2 separate regions of the Homo sapiens genome follow, and region 2 is linked to region 1. The links are chromatin loops, found by intact Hi-C in ENCODE. Cell type or tissue: PC-3. All regions are shown on one strand. Links, peaks and the distances in the headings refer to the core of each region. The heading gives the core; the rest is flanking DNA. Region 1 overlaps RAB22A (RAB22A, member RAS oncogene family). Region 2 has its middle 23 kb from the start of ANKRD60.

What was found. A loop is a pair of places that touch in the nucleus more often than their neighbours do. Peaks named below come from ENCODE experiments on the same cell type or tissue, not always from the same donor. Only the 100,000 strongest peaks of a DNase experiment are listed, where the experiment ranks them.
Region 2: a loop joins it to region 1, with 5 times the contacts of the local background. A loop is called at or near these places in 2 of 110 quality-filtered maps.

The regions. Positions count from the first base shown.
Region 1 is chr20:58,335,796-58,346,639 of GRCh38, forward strand. It overlaps RAB22A (RAB22A, member RAS oncogene family), which reads left to right. Exons shown (of 7, transcript NM_020673.3): 3 at 7,923-8,004. Among named protein-coding and RNA genes, the nearest start is that of RAB22A, 32 kb to the left of the region's middle. In PC-3, for the core only: no CTCF peak of the experiment used is centred there; DNase peaks (open chromatin) are centred at 6,516 and 9,146; H3K4me3 peaks cover 715 bases; H3K27ac peaks cover 3,269 bases.
Region 2 is chr20:58,246,631-58,257,474 of GRCh38, forward strand. It overlaps the pseudogene PPP4R1L. Among named protein-coding and RNA genes, the nearest start is that of ANKRD60, 23 kb to the left of the region's middle. In PC-3, for the core only: a CTCF peak has its summit at 1,491; a DNase peak (open chromatin) is centred at 5,571; H3K4me3 peaks cover 1,446 bases; H3K27ac peaks cover 2,534 bases.

The sequences.
Region 1 (10,844 bases), core at 1,520-9,519:
ATCACACACAGAGTTGGCTGAACTGACAGAAGCCTGCTACATAGACTTGCTGAGAACTCTCCCTTTCCCTCACCGCAGTTGATACCTTGTGGATTTTGTATGTTAGTCTTAAGTTGTCCCTTTTGTCCCTTCCTGCCCATCCTATCTTTGTCCAGGATCATTTCCATGGGCCGCTTAGCTTGCTTCCCCTCCTTGCTGTTTGTTTTCTTTGTTTGTTTGTTTGTTTGTTTTTGAGACAGTCTCTCGCTCTGTCGCCCAGGGTGGAGTGCAGTGGCACGATCTCAGCTCACTGCAACCTCCACCTCCTGGGTTCAAGCGATTCTCCTGCCTCAGCCTCCTGAGTAGCTGGAATTATAGGCGCCCACCACGACGCCCAGCTAATTTTTTTGTATTTTTAGTAGAGATGGGGTTTCACCATGTTGGCCAGGCTGGTCTCGTACTCCTGACCTCAAGTGATCCACTCGCCTTGGCCTTCCAAAGTGCTGGGATTACGGGTATGAGCCACGGCGCCCGGCCGCTGGTTTTTTTTCAATTATCCAGCCCAAAATGTCAGCCTTGCTGTTCTTTTTGACCCACTTCCCTTCGTCTTGTCTGTGCCCTCACAGGGCTTACTGTTCCCCAATTTTTGCCTACATCATCTGTCTCTACTTCTGTCCTGGAGGATCCTTAAAAGTAGAGACTTTAAGGATACTGCCTGGAATCTGGGGGGATAAAAAGTATTTTATTGTCTCTTGGGAAAAATAAAACTAGTTCATGAAACTGGTAGGTTTTAAATTTTACCAATATTGTTGCTTAGGCAAGGCTCAGTTTAAAAAAAGAGAGTGATTTTTTGAAATATTCAGTAGTAATTCAAACGAAGCAACATAATGCAAATGGTACATAGAAATGTACCTTTTTTAAAATATTTTTAGAATATCTCTGAAATATTCACTAGTAATACAAATGGAGCAGCATAAATGGGGTGGCGGAGCTCTGGCCTCCAGGAGATTCTGGCTTACAAGGAACAGGGCCTCACACCAAGGAGGCACTTGTTACCAGCCTTCACCTGCCTGGAGCCTTCTATGTGGTCACCTAACTGCACTCTGCCCACCCCACCCTCCAAGTCTAACCCTGCAGAGCAGCCAGGCTGCTGCTTGACATTCATGATTCTCTACTTTGATTCTTGCCGTTGCTCTTCATGGAATGGGACCCCCCTGGGGGTCCTCGCCCATCTTCTCCCTCAACTTTCTGGCTCAGCCCCATACTTCACCTCTTCTCTGAAGGCTTTCCTGATGCATTTGTTTCCTCTTGCTGCTTTAACACATCACAGCAAACTGAGCAGCTTTAAAAAACACACACTTACTCTTTTATAGTTCTGGAGGTGAGAAGTCCAAAGTCAGTTCACAAGATTAAAGTCAAAGTATTGACAGAGCTGGTCCTTCTGGAAGTTCTGAGGGGAGAATTCATTTCCATACCTTTTTCAGCTTTTAGCAACTGCCTTGGCTTGTGGCCCCTTCTTTCATCTTCAAGGCCCGTCATTCTCTTCTCCATTTCCATGTTCAGATCACCTTCTCTTCTGGCTCTCACTCCTCTTGGTCCCACCTGAGTAATACAGGGTCCTCTCTCCATCACAAGATCCTCAATTTAATCACATCGGGCAGGTCTCATTTGCCATTTAAGGGAATCTGTTCACAGGTTCTGAGGTTAAGGTGCAGATCCTAGGATGCCATCACCATTCTCCTGCTCACAGTCTGTCCATTCTTCACTTACCTCATAGGATAATTACCTGGTAATTATCTATTCACCTGACCAGTACCCCCAGTGTAAGCCACTTGAGGGCTGTGATGGGCTCTTTCTCACCTTGCCTGCCTGGTGTTCCTGCCATGTGGTAGAAGTCCAGGTGTTTGAAGGAGTGAACAGATTGCCCAGTACAAATAGCACTGTAGTTCAGAGCACAGACTTGAGGTTCGACTGCCTGGCTGTGGATCCTAACTGCACCTCTCACCAGCCCTGTCTATTCTGTGTCCCATCTGCAAAATGGTGATGAAGAATAAAACCCAGCCTGGAGCCCACAGTAGAGGGATTCAGTTGGGTCACATGTGAAATCATTAGAAGAGTGTCTAACAATAAAGTCAAGACAGTTTTGTCATTGTTGATTTTGTTTTTGATGTGAAATGGTATATGTTATGTAAATTATTATTGACAAGTTTAGGAAAGGATAAGCTTTTTGCTATTTAGTTATGTTTGTTTATTTTTTTTTATTTTTTTTTGAGACGGATCTCGCTCTTGTCGCCCAGACTGGAGTGCTATGGCGCAATCTCAGCTCACTGCATCCTCCATCTCCTGGGTTCAAGTAATTCTCCTGCCTCAGCCTCCTGAGTAGCTAGGATTACAGGGACCCGCCATCACACCCGGCTAATTTTTGTATTTTTAGTAGAGACGAGGTTTCACCATGTTGGTCAAACTGGTCTTGAACTCCTGACCTCAAGTATCAGCCCGCCTCAGCCTCTCAAAGTGCTGGGATTACAGGCTTGAGCCACCGTGCCCAGCCTGTTTAAAGAAATCTTTTCCTTGATTTTAAATATTTTCCAAAAAGTTTTTAGGCTGTATGATGAACATGTAGAAGGTGATAAAGGATTTGCTTAGGATGACCATGAACCTGTGGAACAGTCCGTTGTGCACCACTCTGCTTTAAGTGGGTATCGACTGCTTGGGAGAGATTACTATGCAGAGTTAATCCTTAGATCTCATTAGCCTAAGAGATGGTGGAGATTCAAGAAAAGGTTAAAGGTGTGTGTGACTATGGAATGCACACAATACTTCACTGAATTTATGGATACACTTGAGACTTCCGGCTTCTTGAAGCCACTCTAACATAAGCCAAATGTGCGCTTAAATTCAGCTAACCCTCACTGAGAACCCATCAAGTTCTTTGCACCATTCTAACAGAGACAACTTTGTGAAGGTCCCTTGATACCTCTGTTAGAGGAACTTCTAGATGTCATGTGCCTTTGGTCTTTTTATGTCTCAATCTTGGTATTCAGTGGTGTTTCCATCAGTGTACATAATCCAGAGATCCAAGGGTTGTTTGCATGAGATTTCTAGTTTTGAGAAGTGAGAATCCTTTGTTAATTGTAAAATGTGCTGGATTGTTCATCCTCGGGAGGCACTATATGCCATTATGGGGATGACACCATCCCATATGCCATGCAAAGAACAGGGTTTGCAGTAAAGAGAGGTGCTGGAATGTAATGTCAGAGCACACCTATGTTCCAGGAGAGCTAAACAAGTCTACTGCAGTTAAAGAAAAGAAATGTTTAAAATACCTTGCAACAAGTTTTTTCATTGAGAGCACGTACTCTGACCAAAGTTCATGACTACTTGGTGTGCATGAAGAAAGTCATATTTTTAGAATGCCATGATAAATGGAGAAGTATATGAAAAGCATTCTAGCTTTAGGAAATAATGCTAGTATGGATTTTAGATTAAAGACATAATAAGATCTGCCTAAGCAGAGTGAAGAGAGATGGTTTAGTAGTGAAAAATAAGGTTATCAGACAAGTAAATGGCAGGCTGGAAAATAAAAATGTATCATTTGAATGGCAGGGAGCCATTGCCAGTTTTTCAAAAAGCAAGATATTAAAGTTATCATACCCTCTGCATCATTTAACTTGATCGTTAAAGGAGTGATCCTAGTGATCCTAGAGTTCTAGTGACAACGGGAGGGAAAAATTGTAGTAGTCCCACTGGAAGATTAGGGTCCAATTTATGAATTTATTTCAGGGATTGAGGTTCAAGTGTAGATTAAATATAAAATGAAGAACCAGACAGCTCTACTTCAAAATTGGATGCAAGTAACAAAGGACAAAGGATAGTTGCAGACTTCGTTTCTGTTCTGTGGAAGGCAGACATAACGTTCTGTGATTGAGATCTTGGAATTTGGGGTGATTTGTGGGGGTAGAGTGGAAATAACGCCCTATTTTCACCATGTTGGGCAGGAAGGGTGATGAAGTATCTAAATTGTGTAGTTAAACTAAAATCAAGCAGATTTGGAAAAGTGCTGTTCTCAACAGGTGAAGACCTGACCGTAGGAAGGAATCCATTGTTGAGTCCTGCTCCTGCAGGACTTCTGCCTGGGGCTAGCCCAGAGCTCGGGAGGCGCCACAGGCAACCTCCCCCTCCCATGTCTCACCCTGAATCCAGGTGTTACCACTACGGAAAAGAATCCAATCCTAATGCTGAGGAGGAAGTGGTTCTTACAGATGTGATAGGCCAAGATTTTAACCTCTCAGAAATCAACAGAAATGCATTGTGGGGTTGAGGGGAGAAAGGTTGGCCACTTGAGCTGTGACGTGGGGTTGGGAAAAAACTCCTGATTCAAACGTGAATGAGCAGGAAAGAGACACCCCCTCCTTCCAAAAAGCGATATGACTTCTTAGCAGAATTCCAGAGCTTTGAGTGAGAGAGGGACACAGTGACTTTGCTGTAACTCCTGGATTTTGCTGGTTGCCTGTGGGCTAGAAGGAGTTGGAGCTGGTGGCTTGGCAGAAGGCAGGAAGGACACTGCTTGGGCGTACTCAGCCTTGCACTAGTTGAGCCACTTCCCACATACCCTAAAGGCCACACACCTTGCTAAGGTTGCAGAGCCCAGGTCTGCTCTAATCTCAACGTTTTACCTGCATTTCAATAGTACTTCTCACTTCATGCTTCAGGAAGTGCTTGGCCAAGACACCCTAGATCTGTTGGCATAACAGACAGCCACTTAGCTTGTAGGCTACATGATAAATGTTTTGTTGGAGTTCTAGGATAGCAAGGAGATGGAGAGATGAGGAAGATACCCCTATTACAGAGGAAGAGTTACAGCGAGGCCCCTACACTCAAAGAACTTAAAATTCTCATGGGTAAGTCAGACATTGAACAGGCAAACTTTAAAAAGAAAAAAACATAAATGAACTACTCAGATGTTGTGAAAGCTGCTCTAAAGACAAAGTGCAGTGGTGAGTTGGGTGGGAGGCTGCCTGGTGGGGTAGATGGCACAGGTGTCTATGGTCATTAACATTTAAGCTGAGACCCAAACGATGGGGAGCATCTGGCCAGGGGAGAGCCAGTGGGAAAGCATCCAAGGAAGAGGAGCAGTCAGTGGTCCGTGGGAAGGTGGACACAGGGACAATTGAAAAGATTTGAGACTTGAGACCAGTTTGATGACTGCAGTGGCCAAGGCAGGATGTGCTGGGGTCATGAACCAGGGCAGCATTGACACATGAGCCAAAGAAAAGACATCTCTGACTCAGCAAAAGTCAGAAAAATGGAAGTCACAGCAAGTATGAGTGGAAATTCGTCTGTTCTCTAGTTGAAAGTGTTGACTGGGGAGCTGGTTGAAAGTCTTGGGGCTTATAACCTGTTTTCTCTGAGAAGGCTGAAACAAGCTGTTGTCCTGAAGAGACAGGTAGCTGGAAGTGGTAGAGAACTGGAAAGGAGGAGAGAGAATGTGGGATAATTGCTGTGGAATGGAAGAAGGCCTAAGACGCATGCCCAGCAGACAAAGCGTAGAATCTTCATGGCCGTCCACATAGTTTTGTAATTTTTCCTCCAGCGAAGCCACCACCCAACCATTGGGTAGAGGAAGCAGGTGGAGAGGCTGTTGGGGCTTTTCTGGGTGGTTGAGACAAGACAGGCAAGGAGGCTAGAGAACTGGTGGTGTGGGCAAGTGATGCTGGTGATCAATGGACTGGAAGCCAACAGCAGAGACTTAGACCCAAGAAGGGAGCTTGAGGTACAAGAAAACTTCAGGGTAGACAGGAAGGAGGCGTGGTGAAAGTGATGAAAGGGGAGAGTAGAAGGGTGGTCCAGGGTCAGACAGGGAGTTAGATTTAATCCTTCAGGGCACTTTCATTACATCATAGCTGCCATTTTGTCTTTTATCTGACTCAATAATAAGTCAGTAATAAGTAATGTTTTAATTAAAGGTAAATGCTTGGCAGGTAGGTTAAACTTCATTGAGTCCCAATCCTGTCATAATTATTGTGTATACCTTTCTCAGCTTTTTGTCTACTTGAAATATATTTCTTCTTCCTTTGAGCAGCCAAAATGGAAGTGTTGGATGTGTTGGCTCTGTTGGTAGGCTCCTGTTGGATGCCTGTTGTCACTCATAAATGTAACACCACAACCATAATTGATGGAGAGTTGAGTTGCAAGCTTTTAGGACTAATTGCAAAGTCTAAACTAAAACATTTCCTGGAGCTGCCTTTAAATAATAATAATAATACCTTGTATAGATACAGTGCTTTACAATTTACAGAGCACTTCCACATACATCATCTCATTTAATCTTCACAATAAACAATGCTTTTTGAATGCTTAGATATTTCCTAAGTGAGAAACCATGTTGTACATCCTGATTTAATCATAGTGAGTCACCAAAAGTTCTTGATACAATAACCATTTATGAGTACCTTCTGTGTACAAAGCACTTTACTAAGGATACCAAGGGGTAAATTTTCAGTAAATAAATATCCAATAAGTAGTACCTATCAGTAAATATGATCTTGCCTCCTAATTTACCTTCGCTTCCTAGTCACAGTCACTGTTTTGGAGGCTACTTGCCATGGCATAAATTTATATAAATATTGCCAGGAATTCATTGTATCAGAGTTGAAGTTTTAAAACTAAGGATTCTGATACTTGTCTAAGCTCATGATTCATCAGAAAGTCATCCTGTCTATTCAACTTGCACTTTTCTTGAAGATTATCACTTGAATCTCAAGAAAAATATTTCAAGGCCTCAGCATATCTGAAAATGCCAGCCATTGAGTTCAATGTCCTGATTGGAGTGATTTGGGTACAACTTGGCCAAAAAACAAGAGTACAATTTGGCAAAAAAAAAAAAAAAAAGTATAACTTCGTACTTGGTTCCAGAAGTCTTATTTTTCATTAGAAAAGAAGACACACCCATCTTTGGGCTCTACTGGCCAGACTGGGATGCTTTGAGAAGACTGGGAGACAAAGGACTTCCTGGGAGGCTGCCCTCTGGGTGAGGGGGGAATGGAAGGTAGTATTGGAGCTGGGCCCAATCCCAGGGCAAGAATCCTGAACCTGTGTCCTGGAGTCCCCCAAGTGTCCAGGCGTGTCTTCTGGGCCACCATGGCTCTTCAGAGGATACACAGATTTTGAGGTCTCACTCAAGATTCTCCAAATGTAGAACCCCCAAAATAATAGGAACCCTGCCGTCAGAGTGCCCTGGGCAGAGTAGCTCCCTGAAAGTGAGCGGTGTGACCTGCAAACCATGATTCCTTCTCCCATCCGGGGCTCGATGAGGCCCCAAGGTGTGATGTTGAACTTCAGCTGAGAAACCCGTTTTGTCGATGAAATGCAGGTGGTCGTCAGGGGCACTGATGATGAATCGGGTCCCCTTGGTGCAGCTGTTACTTCTCCAGCCATCTTCCTGCTCCTTGTTCAACACCTTAATGTTATTAATTCGCATGTTAACACTAGCTCTCACTCACCTATTTACATGGGAATGTGGTTTGGGAATTGGGGGAGGACAAAGCCAGATCCTAAAAAGTTTTTTTTTTAACTAGTGTATACATTCCTGGACATAGTTTTTTAGGAATATTTTCCCATGATAACATCTCTTTAAATAACAGGTTTTGTGTTTTACAAGGGAGGCTAATGTCTGTGTTGCCAAACTATCTCTTGATTCTTTTGATAAGGAGCTTAGAACCCTTCCTTCTTGGTGTCGGGCAGATGTGCCTAATGCTTTATTTTGACGGAGGATATGCACTCAGCATCTGAGCATCCCATAAATACTCCAGAGAGGAACACAATTAGGATACAGCGTGGTGCTGGGAGACTGAGCGTTGGTTGAGTCTAAGTGATGTTTCCGACTGGGGCTGGAAACGTGCTTTACATAATTGTATTCTGATCATTTAGGTCTCTCTTTATAGGGCATCTTTTATGACCAAGACTGTCCAGTACCAAAATGAGCTACATAAATTCCTAATCTGGGATACAGCTGGACAAGAACGAGTAAGTCACTCTTTAATTTACTCTGTTTTTCTGAGGCCCAAATGAAAGTTCCAACTAAACTGTCAGCATCCCTGTCATCTCACGTTACTCACTTCTCTTCTGTGCACCGGAGACACATTTATTTCCATTTGCGTAGGCCAGCCTTTGCCTTTGCCTTTTCAATTAGAGCCACAGAGTCCACCGATGGAGAAAGTGATAATGGGCACTGAGGGCATTTTTATACCTTGCAGTGTCTTAAAGTAAATGCTGACCAACAGGCCTGATAAAATCCCACTCAGAGCACTGTGTATAATTTGGGGCTCTCTCCTCTAGTAAAGATATATAAAGCAATTAGTGGTAGAAAGGGTGAGTTAAGCACAACTCATTTATCGCTGCCTTTTAAAAGCTAAAGAGGGAACTTTACAGCATATGAAGGGTGAGATATAAGTGAAAAGGATAAGCTAACACAGTGCCTTGCAATAGATACTTAATAAATGCCTGATGACAAAATTGGCCACAATGGTTATCTGCTTAAGGAAGAGCCTGAACCAGAAGCGGGGCCTGAACATGGCAGCATGGGGTCTAATGGAATTTGGGGAAGCCCACCCAAATCAGAAAGGGCCGGGAAGGCAGGGATGGGGACAAACACATCTGCTTCCTCCCCTTTCCTCTGGGTACTGAGACACATCTGCCTCCTCCCCTTTGCTCTGGGTACTAAGACACATCTGCTGCCTCCCCTTTCCTCTGGGTACTAAGTCCAATTTCCCTTCCAAGGTGTCTCTGGCAGCCACCCCATTATTCAGCTGCCGTTTAATTTTGTTTTCAAACAGTACGATCCAAACAGCACATCTGATAGATGCATGGTGCTATCTTAAGCTCTTAAAAGTGTACCAGAAGTAATCAGGAAAAATAGTCTGTCATCACAGCCTTATCTAAGACACCATAGATAGTGTGTGTAGTATGAAATCTGACAAGAATCATCACAGACAAATGGAGGAAAACAAAACAAGCCATTACTGTTGTCCTAGACATAGACTCCATGCATTTGTACAGGTTTAATGTCTTAAGTTTGCTCTGTTTGGTTTCTTCTGTTTTTAACACTGGATGTTGTGCCTCTGTCCCATTACTCATCTAAGATATTCTGCTTACCGTCTTCCACTCCCCATTCCTTTTCCTTTGCTCATGTTGTACATCTAGAATGGAGCATTTAGGACAGCTGGACCTTTGCTAACCATCCCTCTTCTGTCCTTCAGAAGTGTGTCGCTTACCAGAATCCTGAATATATCTGTAGACACAGCCCTGGGTTCTGTCCTGTTAGCCACGAATCCGTGTGGCCCTTCCTATTAGTAATATATGTACCCTCCACTAAATCCCAAGTTTCAGTTACCCCTCACATATATTTGATGATACAGCAAAGCCCTCATCATAAAGAATCATGCTGTAATATAGATTCCATTATGCTTTGAATCAGAGCCTGTCCTGGTATATGCAGTGGCGTATAACATCTCTTTTTTTCTGGAACACAAAAAAAAAATAACACAAAGGTGTTTGCCTCTCTCCCTTTCTGCCACCATGGTAGCAGAAGTCTGTGAAGTTTTGTACTTAGCTGGTTTTCCTGCCTCTTGCTTGTCCACTTCTCATTGGTTCTGCAACAGGAGTAGTTGCTCTGAGATGCAAACCTGCCTTCAGCCTGCCTGATGCACCATCACACAGCCCAGAGCTGCACAGGAGATGCTCATGGGGCCAAGCCACAGGCCAGGGGTGCTGACCAGGATGCCCTGCATGGAGAAGACAGGAGAGGAGCACCACCTGATGAGCACACACTCCAGCCAGTTGTTGCTGGGCGTGAGCACATGTCCAGGGTTGCCAAAGCGCAGTGCTGAGGAAAGCCACACACCTGACAGCTACCCACAAATTGTTTGAAATGCTGGGAGGATCACACAAGACACGTCTTGTAAGCCTGTCTGGGTCAGGGACTGCCCGTTTATCCTGGGCAGTGCATTGAAGGTCCAGAATGTGCCATCCACAGCCAGGCTCTATTTTCACCTCCTCCCACCAGTCTGTCCTCTAGTACAAACTGCGTGCTGTTCTCCAGCATGCCATAGTTTCACACCCTCATGCCCTTCCACAACTCTATTCAGCCTTCAGAACCAACCTCCAATGTCACCTAAAGGGGGCTTTCCTGCCATCCCTGCTCTCGGACAAGTAACCACATCGCCACACTGCCGTGTTGCTCTAGACCCATATCTGGAGGCCTCCCTGGGTTCCTCCCTTGGCCTCAGTGCTGGACACCTTCTCCACCCAGGTGTCCTGACAGCTTCATTCTCTACATGTATCGCAAATAGGTTCACTTCTCCATCTCCGCTCCCAGCATCCTGCTCTCAGCCACCTTTGGCCATTCACTGAGTACTCCTTTAGCCTTTTCGTGGGTCCCCTGCTTTCCCTCTGTCCATGACATGTCCTCATAGGACCCAGAGGAATCTTCTGGAAACAAAAATCAGCCTGTGTTATTGGCCTGCTTAATATCCTTCAGTGACTTCCCACTGCACCTCTCATAACAGCCACACTCTGAACAGAGACCTCCCAAGCCCCACGTGACTTGCCCAGGCCTCCCCCGGGGCTCCTCTCTTCTCAGGGCCTCCAGCACTCCTTGGCCTCATGCCTCTGGATACGCTGTTCCTTCTCACCAAAACTCTCTGTTCCCTCCACTGGAGCCCAGCTGGCTCCTTTCCCGTCTTTTAGTGTCAGGTTAAATGTGATGCACTCAGAGTTTTCTCTAAACCCCCTGCATCTAAGCAGGGCCCCAACTTTGTTCTTCATTACTGCCCTTACTCATTTTCCTCAGAACATTCATTAAAAAT
Region 2 (10,844 bases), core at 1,319-9,318, 89 kb before region 1:
TTGTTAACCACTTTGAGGTCTTGAGGAAGACACTGCCCATGGGCCTGCCATACAGCAGGAGCTCAATGAACTCTGATGGAAGTGGGATGGAGGGAGGATGGGCCAACCTCGGAAGGATTTGTATTCTGTGAGGCATCAGTTACCCACTCTCACATGCCTGCACGCTAGCGACAATGGAGAGACATTTACAAACGACCTCAAATAGGATGGCTGGTGTATACGCATCAGCCTCAGAGGAAAGACATGACAAAGCCAAGATCCAGCGCCATATTAGCAAACACTGGAGGGTCTACCGCTGTTGGTCAGGAGTGTCGCCTTTATGTACATGTAACCCAACCTCCAAAAAAGTACATTTGGGAGACTTCACATTTTTCCCTAAGTAAATTACCCAGAGAACTTCATTCATCAAAAAGTAAGAGAAAATGTTCTTTATAGGTTATTTAATCACTAATCTCAATGAATATTTTATCTAAATTTAGGAGACATAGTAGCTTCATTATTTATAACCCAGTAGTCATGTTTCAAAATCATTATTGCAATTACTTTTTGCTTCTTTACATAATTAAAGCTCTAATATTCCATCTTGCCCAGAAGGTCACTACTAAAACTCGAGACAAGATAATTGCTGAAATTTTAGGTGGGTGCTTAAGGTACATCGAGGGTCCTGGTGGTGACCCTAGCCAGAGCATACCTGGCAGGGGAAGTGTTACCACCACTGCTGGGAGCAGGGGAGCCAGAGGCAAAACCAGAGTCCAAATCCTGGGTGAGTGGCCAGATGCTCAGGGCGCCATCCTCTCGAAGATAAAGGCCAGCCCTGGAGGGGTTTGCAAAGGTGGAAGTGAAGGGGCCGAGGGACTGGAAGGCAGCCTGGTGCACCTGGAACCAGAAAGAACAGTGCAGTGAATGAACGCAGCATCGGCCAGCGGCGGTGGCCAGGACTGAGCCCAGGCTGAAACAGATAGTTGGACACCACACAAGCTACTCTCCACCACATTACATCTATGGAGATTTATTGCTTTCTAAATCATTCCCTAAATTCCAAATACTATTATTCAACAGAAAGTAAGGAAAAATTTAGCCCCATTATACTGTTTTCATTCTTCCAGAATATTAATTTTATATGAATAATACATTTTATATCAAGTATTTGAACAGGCCTTATTAATCATTACAGACATGTTTATGATAGCAACAGAAAAGGTAACAGTTCAGTTACATAGTTTTTTCTTTCTCAATTATGATTTTCATGATATTCGTTCACTATAAATGGTACGGTGTACCTCACCTTCTTAACTCACCCCAAGCTTTTGAGATTTTAGTTTCCCTGAGACCTCACAAGGTCTAAATGTGATTATGGCAATCAGTAACTGAAGGGACAAAATACAAAGTTACAAGCCCAGAAGTGAATCCCAGCCTGGAAGCCAGACGTAGCTGTTCAGTTGGTCAACAGAGGCTGGTGTCTGGACAGGGCTGCTGGCACTCACCCATCGGCAGGGGTCGCTGACAAGTCTGATGAAGAGCGGGAAGAGCTGGGTTCTGCGGACCCCAGGGGAGGAGCTGTGCGACACAGCCGTGAAGCATTCTGCACAGGCTTTCCGCATGCCCCAAACAGCATCAGAGCAGAGCTCAAAGAACTTTGGGATCTGCCAAAACAAACAAAAGAGTGCTACTCCAATCGGAGACTCTGAGGAAGAGCAGAACCTGTTTTTTTTATTTATTTATTTATTTATTTATTTATTTATTTATTTATTTATTTATTTTTGTGAGACAGAGTCTCACTCTGTTGCCCAGGCTGGAGTGCAGTGGCGCGATCTCGGCTCACTGAAACCTCCGCCTCCCAGGTTCAAGCGATTCCTGTGCCTTAGCCTCCCGAGTAGCTGGGATTACAGGCATGTGCCACCACATCCGGCTAATTTTTTTGTACGTTTAGTAGAGATGGAGTTTCTCCACATTGGCCAGGCTAGTCTCAAACTTCTGGCCTCAAGTGACCAGCCCACCTTGGCCTCCCAAAGTGCTGGAACCTATTTTAATGAAGCAGTGAAGGCATATGCAGAAATTAATGACAAGGAAAAGGAAAATACATACTGGTCTAAAAGGAATCATTTGAAACAAACAGATATTATGAGAAGTGGAAGAAATAAACATTTCTTTTACCTCCTAATTTTAGTAAATGACTTGGTTACCTTTAACAGATAATAGAGAAAATCCCAAAAAGGGCAGAATGACCGATATTTGTTAGGTAAATTGTAGAGAAGATTGTGAAAGACTCTGAAACAGTAGATGTCCCAACTAACTCACCCACCCAGGTATCACTGTCTTTGCCTAGCTATTTTACAACTCTGAAGTGATAGAAGGTAGGTTGCTAAAACCTGATAGTAATGCAAATAATTCCTGCCAACAGAAATGCAAATTGTGTCCAGTGAAATGTAATCAATTATCACCCTGGATATTGACCAGTTTTGAATTCATTTGTAAGTTCACTTCGATATTCCTTGCTCTGACTATAAATGAGTACTTTGAGTTCTCCATTAAACTGGCTGTAATATCTTACTGGTTTTCCTCACTAATAAATGAGTTAAATAAAATCTTTGAAATACGTTCATTTCATATCTCTATAAAGGTCATGATTACATCCCCTTTTAAAGTGTATCCTTTAAAAGGGCTTTGTTTTTAATATCCTAATGTAAAATAGCCTAAAATGCTTCGCAAATGGGAATATGATATAATCATGCCAATATCTACCTACAAATGATTAGCATGTTACTCACTGCCATTCTTCATTCAGATATATTAAGTAGAAGATAACATTCACTGTAGATGGGCGTGGTGACTCACGCCTGTAATCCCAGCACTCTGGGAGGCCGAGGCGGGTGGATCATGAGGTCAGGAGTTTGAGACCAGCCTGGCCAACATGGTGAAACCCTGTCTCTACTAAAAATACAAAAATTAGCCAGGCACGGTGGTGCATGCCTGTAATCCCAGCTACTCAGGAGACTAAGGCAGGATCCAGCCTTAGCTTGAATCCAGGAGGCAGAGGTTGCAGTGAGCCGAGATCACACCACTGCACTCTAGCCTGGGTGACAGAGCAAGACTCTGTCTCACAAAAAAAAAAAAAAAAAAAAAAAAAAAAAAAAAAAAAAAAAAAAAAAAAAAAATTCACTATATATTCAAAGCAACAGCCCATTAAAAATTATTCTTGGGTTAGAACTGTGCTGACATGGCTTATACTTTAAACAAAATAAAATGAGCTTCTGAACTTAAATTTAAAAATCAATTTAAAGATTAAACTTTTTGAGGTCAAAATCTCACCCATACAAGGAGTATATTCTGTCAAATAAAACTGACAAATGCTTATGGAGCAAGGTTCTCTAGGGGCCGGGCACTGACGGGGTAGACACTGGGGAAACAAGGATGAACACAACACGGTCCCTGCCCTCAAGAAGCTCCTCAGCTCCTCTGAACAAATGCTACCAGGAAGCTGAGAAGGGAGAAGCTGATTCTCTCTGGCACTGCAGGTAGGTCAGCCTAGACAAGGAAAGAACTTCACAGAGGCAATTCAAGCTGGGTTGGAAGTGTGAGGAGGGTCCCACCAGGCAGGGAAGATGCTCTTAGTGAGCACAGGCCCAGAGGTACGAAAGAGCAAGAAGTCTCAAGGATGCTGAAGTCACCTGGCTGCTTAGGGAAGTGGATCTCTACTCTGCTATGCATCAGAATCATGTGGGACTTTATCAAAAATGCAGATGCCTGGGCCCCCCCAGGCTTCAGATATATGGCCAGAGGTGAGACCCACCGAGGCCAGGGTAGTGTTCAGAACTGAGAAAGGGGACTGGAGGTGAGGCAGAAAAGGCATCTACGAAGGGACCTGGAAGGCCCAGAAGGCTCTAGATTTTAACCTGTAAACCAAGAAAAAAATCCCAATGGTTTTGAGGCCCAGGAGTGAGGTGGTAGAGTGGTGTTCTAGAAAGAGCAGCAGAGAGAGAAGAGAGAGAGCAACTTGGACAGTGAGAAGAAGGCAGGGAAAAGTGACTTGTAAGGAGGAGACAGCCAAGCCCACCGGAAAAAAGATGGGGGTTGCTTCCAGCCCATTCCACAGACCAGCTACCTAATGCTTAGGAAAATGTTAGCTTCAGAAGTTATGAAATTTGAAATTAACAAATGCAAAATTGAGCTGCCATTCATAAATACAAAACTTAAGTGATTTTGAAAGTGCATTAAGAAGCAAATCAACAATTACAATTGGCCAAAATGTCACATACCAAAAATTTCTCAGTGGCTTCTTGTCCAACAGCATGACAAATATCACCAAAATTTGCAGCACAAACCTTAAAAAGGCAAAAGGCATATCCATTATTCTTATCTTTCTTTTTGTCTTAACAAATTGTAAAAACTAACAAGCAGGAACTTTGAGAGCAATTACCCCGCTAGTCAGGCAGCTAACGAGCCTTTCCCAAGCCCATCGCCCATACAGCACAACGCCAGATGCCTCCATTGCATCAAAAACAGAAGATTTACAATAAGGTGCCAAATTCTAAGATTTTCTGGCTCCTAATTGATCTTGATACAGAATGCATGTTAGCGATAAGGCAAAAGAGGCCCCTTAACATTCCCTGCATGGTAAAGGAGACCTGCTGTTCTGCCTGTGTATCATGAACAGAGACCAGAGGGGTGATGGCCAGTTACACAGCAAGGTGCAAGGTGAGGCTGTTTAGGGAAGGATGGTAACGAACTTCAAAAGGAAGAATTTGACAACCAAGTGACAAGTGACTAAAAGGGAATTTGGGGTTGGAAGGTATAGCAAAGATAAGAAGGTTCTGGATCAAATCACCACAGATAATCAAAGACCTTGCAAGCCTGGGCATCTAACCATAAACCAGCAAGGTCCCCTAACTCTCACCCTGTGCCTGAGGGCAACAGGTCTAGTCATACAGACTCTTTATCTCCAGGTCTCTACGCATTTCTTAACTGCAGTAAAAACTGGCAACGCTGTTCAGATATTTTCCTTACATAGTTCACACTGGACACATTTTTCCCCCAGACTATGTCTACTGAAGAAGTCCAAAACCTTTAGAAAAATCAATTTTGAACTTTTTTTAACTTTAAGAGTTTTAGAATTCTTACATTCCTACCTTCCGAACTTGAAAGAGCTTCCTGTCACCACACAGTTCACAGAATCGGGGGAGTAGCAGGCGTTCAACGGTACTCTTACTCAGCATTGAAGCCATTTTGCAGATTATCTATAAATTTTTTTAAAAAATCGAATCATTTAAAATGTCAAAGCATGTAAGTCACATGTAGCACTAAAGATATATTCCAAAAGCCAATATTCAAAATATTCCCAACATACCTAAGAAGGAAAAATAAAAAACACCTTCTTTTGAGTTTTGTCAAGTTATAAGATCAACAGAAGGCCCAACATTTCTCCAGTTTGACTCAGGTAACTGTTTGTCAGAAGCTCAAGAGTTACAATCTGCCAGGTCCCCACCTTGTGCCCAATACACAAACAAACAAAAATGTATGTGCATTGGCTCATTTTACCTTCCCAAGAATCCTATGACATGGGCATTATTTATCCTCATGTTTCCGGATGGGGAAATGCTGCAAGAGGTTAAATAGAATGACTAAACACAAACAGTGGGGAGGTGAGTCATCCAGTGACAGCAAGACATGGTAAGCACTGGAAGATGATCACATTCTGGAGAAACTAAAGACTAGACCCTTACAAGAAAAAAAAAAAAAAAAAAAAAAAGATTAAATTTTGCATTTATGCTGCTTTTTGCCTGAGGGTACTTCCCGTTCTACATGGCTATACAGGGTAGCTAGACCTCAAGCAAAAGCAACAGGTAGAAGTCCTAGCCAGAGCAATCAGACAAGAGAAAGAAAACAAGGCATCCCAACCAGAAAAAAGGAACTATCTGTGTTTGCTGATGATATGATCTCATACCTAGAAAACCCTAAAGACTCCTCCAAAAGACTCCTAGATTTGATAAATGAATTCAGTAAAGTCTTGGGTTATAAAACCAATGTATACAAATTAGTAGCACTGCTTTATACGAACAATGAGCAAGATGAGAATCAAATCAAGAACTCAATAGCTACAAAAAATAAAAATAAAATACTTAACCAAGGAGGTAAAAGATCTCTACAAACAGAACTACAAAACCCTGCCCAAAGAAATCACAGATGACACAAACAAATGTAAATACATCCCATGTTCATGGATTAGAAGAATCAATATCATAAAAATGACCACATTGCCCAAAGTAATCTACAGATTTAATGCAATTCTTATCAAAATATCAATTCATTATTCACAGAATTAGGAAAAAAAATCCTAAAATTCATATAGAATTAAAAAAGTCAGAATAGCCACAGCAACACCAAGCTAAAAGAACAAATCTGGAGGCATCACATTACCCAACTTCAAATTATAGTACAAGGCTATAGTAACCAAAACACCACGGTAATAGTATAAAAGCAAACCACTGCAACAGAATAGAGAACCCAGAAATAAAGCCAAATACTTACAACCAACTGATCTTTCACAATGCATACAAAACATACACTGGAGAAAGGATATTCTATTCAATAAATGGTGCTGGGAAAACTGGCTAGCTACATGGAGAAGAACGAAACTGGATCCTTATCTCTCCCTTTATACAAAAATCTACTCAAGATTTTAAATCTAAGACCTGAAACCATAAACATTATAGAAGAAAATCTAGGAAAAACTCTTTCTGGACACTGGTGTAGGCAAAGAATTTATGACTAAGACCCCAAAAGCAAATTTAACAAAAACCAATATAAATAAATGCGATCTAATTAAACTAAAAAGCTTCTGCACAGCAAAAGAAATAGTCATCAAAGAGACAACTCACAGAATGGGAGAAAATATTTGCGAACCATGCATCCAACAAAGAACTAATATCCAGAATCTACAAGGAACTCAAACAAATCAAAGAAAAAAACAAATAATCCCACTGAAAAGTGGGCCAATGATATGAATAGGACATTTCTCAAAAGAAGATATACAAATGGCCAAGAAGCATATAAAAAAAATTCAACATCACTAATTATCAGACAAATGCAAGCTAAAACCACATTGACATACCACGTTACCCTAGCCAGAATGGCCATTATTAAAAAGTCAAAAAACATAGATGTTGGCATGAATGTGGTGAAAAGGGAATGCTTATATACTGCTGGTGGGGATATAAATTAGTACAACTTCTATGGAAAACATTACGGAGAATTCTCAAAGAACTAAAAGTAGGTCTACCATTCGATCCAGCAATCCCACTACTGGGTATCTACCCAAAGGGAAGGAAATCACTGTATCAAAAAGACACCTGTATGCATATGTTTATTGTAACACAATTCACAATTGCAAAGATATGGAATCAATCTAAGTGCCCATCAACCGATGAGAAGACAAAGAAAATGTGGTAGTCTGGGTAGTGAGACCTGTCTCTACAAAAACTAAACAAAATTAGCTGGGTGTAGTGGTACACGCCTGTAGTCCCAGCTACCTGGGAGACTGAGGTGGGAGGATCACTTGAGCCGAGGAGGTTGAGGCTGCAGTAACCCAAGGTTGCACCACTGCACTCCAGCCTGGGCAACAGAGCAAGATGCTATCTCAAAAAAAGGAAAAAAAAAAAAAAAATATATATATATATATATATATTTTAATGTGGTATATATATATATACCATGGAATACTACTCAGCCATAAAAAAGAACAAAATAATGTCTTTTGCAGTAACTTAGATGGAACTGCAGGACATTATTCTAAGTGAAGTAACTCAGGAATGGAAAACCAAATGCCCCATGTTCTCACTTATAAATGGAAGCTAAGCTATGGGTATGCAAAGGCAAATACAGTCATATAATGGAAACTGAAGACTCAGAAGGGGAGAGGGTCAGAATGGGGTGATGAATGAAAAACCACCTATTGGTGTTCAGTGTACACTACTCAAGTGATGCGTACCCTAATATCCTAGACTTCACCACTATACAATTCATCCATGTTGCCAAAAACCACTTGTATCCCTAAAGCTAGTGAAATAAATACATATATACATACATAAATTTTTTAAAGCTACAGTTTTACTGTGAAGGAAGGAGGGAGCCAAAGAAAGGAAAGCTCCAAAATCTGTGGTTAAATCTTACCCTAATCCTTAGCTGATCTCTGAACTGGGCATGCACAGGGGAGATGGTGAGGTTCATAGAGAAACAGTAACTTAAGGATGAAAGAAGTGAGCTGTTTCAGCTGCTGCCTACTACAGGAAAAACAGAATCTGAACTGCTTTCTAGAACAAAGTCAATATCTCTAGAGGTAAACAACAAAATCCAGAGTTTCTACAATGTTTCAACAAAATACAATAGAAAATGAAAAATCTATAGACATGAGAAGAAATAAGAAAATGTGACCCACAGTCAAGAAAAATATCAGTCAGCAGAAAAAACACCCACAGAAAATCCAGATATTAGAATTAGAAGACTTTAAAAGGAATTTAAAGCAGCTATTACAAATATGCTCAAGTACAAAGAGGAAAACAGGGCCACAATGAATGAACAGATTAGGAATCTTATCAAAGAAATGGAAACTATAAAAAAGAACCAAGACTTCTGGTAATAGCAAAGTCTAAGTTAGACTAACCCTCCTGAAGCTAAAAATTATAGAATCTTGACAAAACATAAAAAAAACACCATTTGAAAGCAGCGGAAAGCAACCAAAAGGCAGAAACTGGAAGAGGGGCTACTCTTAAAAGATACACTGCAACAGGAGAGATTTGCAAGCAAGGTCCAAAATCTGTGCATAAAATGTGCTTAAATCTTTGGCTAACTGCTAAACTACATATATGTGAGGGGGATCCCAGAGGACCCAGAAAAAAAGCAGCGTCAGAAATTAAACAAACTCAGCAGAGATTTCAGCTTCTGCTCACAAGGCAGATAATTTGGAGCTGGAGATTAATCAAGGTAACTGCCTCCTAGGACAAAAATCATTTTAGAAAAATATAACAGAATCCAGGGACTCTGCAATGTATCATTTATAATGTCCAGTGTCCAATCAAAAATCACTACTCATGCATTAATAAGAAAAAAGTGATCCATAATATAAGTAGTCAATGAAAACCAACATCAAGATGATCCAAATGTTGCATGGGCCGGACAAGGACTTTAAAGGAGCTGTTATAAATATACTCAAGAATTACAAGGAAAAAATGCATAAAGAATAGACAGGGACTTTCTATATGATAGAGATATAGAAACTGTAAAGGTCTATAAAAGATCAAAATGGAAATTCTAGAGCAAAATAGTACAATAACTGAAATTAAAAATTTGCTGGCTAGGCCTAACAGCAGATTGGAGAGAAGTAAAAAAAAAGAATCAATGACTTTTTAAATTAATAAAAATTATCAAATCTAAACATCAGAGAGAAAAAATGATTAAAGAAAAGTGAACAATGCCTCAAAGACCTGTAGGACAACATCAAGGGTCCCAACTTTGTGTTATCTAAGTCACAAACTGAAAGGAGAAAAAGAATACAGAAAAAGGTATTTAAAACAACAATAGCCCAAACTTCCCAAATTATTTGAAAGGCTTAACACACAAATCCAAGAAGTTCAATGGAGACAAAACAGTATACTAACTATGCTAAATCCAAAGGTAAAGAGAAAAATCTCATGAGCAGCCAGAGAAAAAGGGATATTTTATATATACGAGTACAATATAAATGATAGATGACTTCTCATGAGAAACAAAGGAGGCCAGAAGACAACAGAATGGCATCTTTAAAATGCTAAAAGAAACAAAAAAACTTTTCAACTCACAATTCTACATCCACAAAACTATCATTCAAAAATAAATGCAAAATAGACATTTTCAGATAAACAAAAATTAATAAATTTCATCATCAGCCAACCTGAACTACAAAAGGTACTAAAGGAAGTTCTTCTGCATTAAGGGAAAGGATACCAGATGATAACTCATATCCAGGAAAGGAAAGAATGACAACCACCAAAAATGGCAAAAACGGGCATATAAAAGGCTGTATTTTTTTCTTTTTTACTAATCTCTTCAAAAGATGTAACTCTTTAAATCAAAAATTAAAATACTGTACCATATGGTTTAAATATATGTCCCCACCAAATCTCAAGTTGAATTGTAATCCCCAATATTAGAGGTGGGGCCTGGTGGGAGGTATTTGGGTCATGGGGGTGGATCCCTTATTGCTTGGTGTTGTCCTCACAATAGTGAGTTCTTGCATATCTGGTTGTTGTAAAGTGTGGCACCTCCCTCCCCACTACTTCCTCTCTTGCTCCTGTTTTCATCATGTGACGTGCCTGCTCCCACTTTGCCTTCCGCCATGAGTAAAAGCTTCCTGAGACCTCCTCAGAAGCAGATGCTGGCACTATGTTTCCTGTGTAGTCTGCAGAACCATGATTCAATTAAACCTCTTTTCTTATAAATTACCCAGTCTCAGTTATTCCTGCATAGCGATGCAAGAATGGCCTAACACAGTGTATTCGCAGGCTCATAATGTAATATACATGAAAGCAACAGCACAAAGGATGAAAGCAAGTGAATGGAACCATGCTGTTGCAAAAGGTGATATATTTTTTGAAAATCCTCAATAGAGGAATTAAAATGCAATGCTAAAAAACATTCATTAGCCCAAAAGAAAACAGAAAAGAATTAACAAAAAAACAGATGAGACAAATGAAAACAGACAGAGAAATGGCAGTAATAAAACCAAACATATCAATAATTACATTAAATATAAATGAACTAAACACACTAATTAAGGAGCAGAAACTATCAGACTGGATATAAAAGCAGGATCC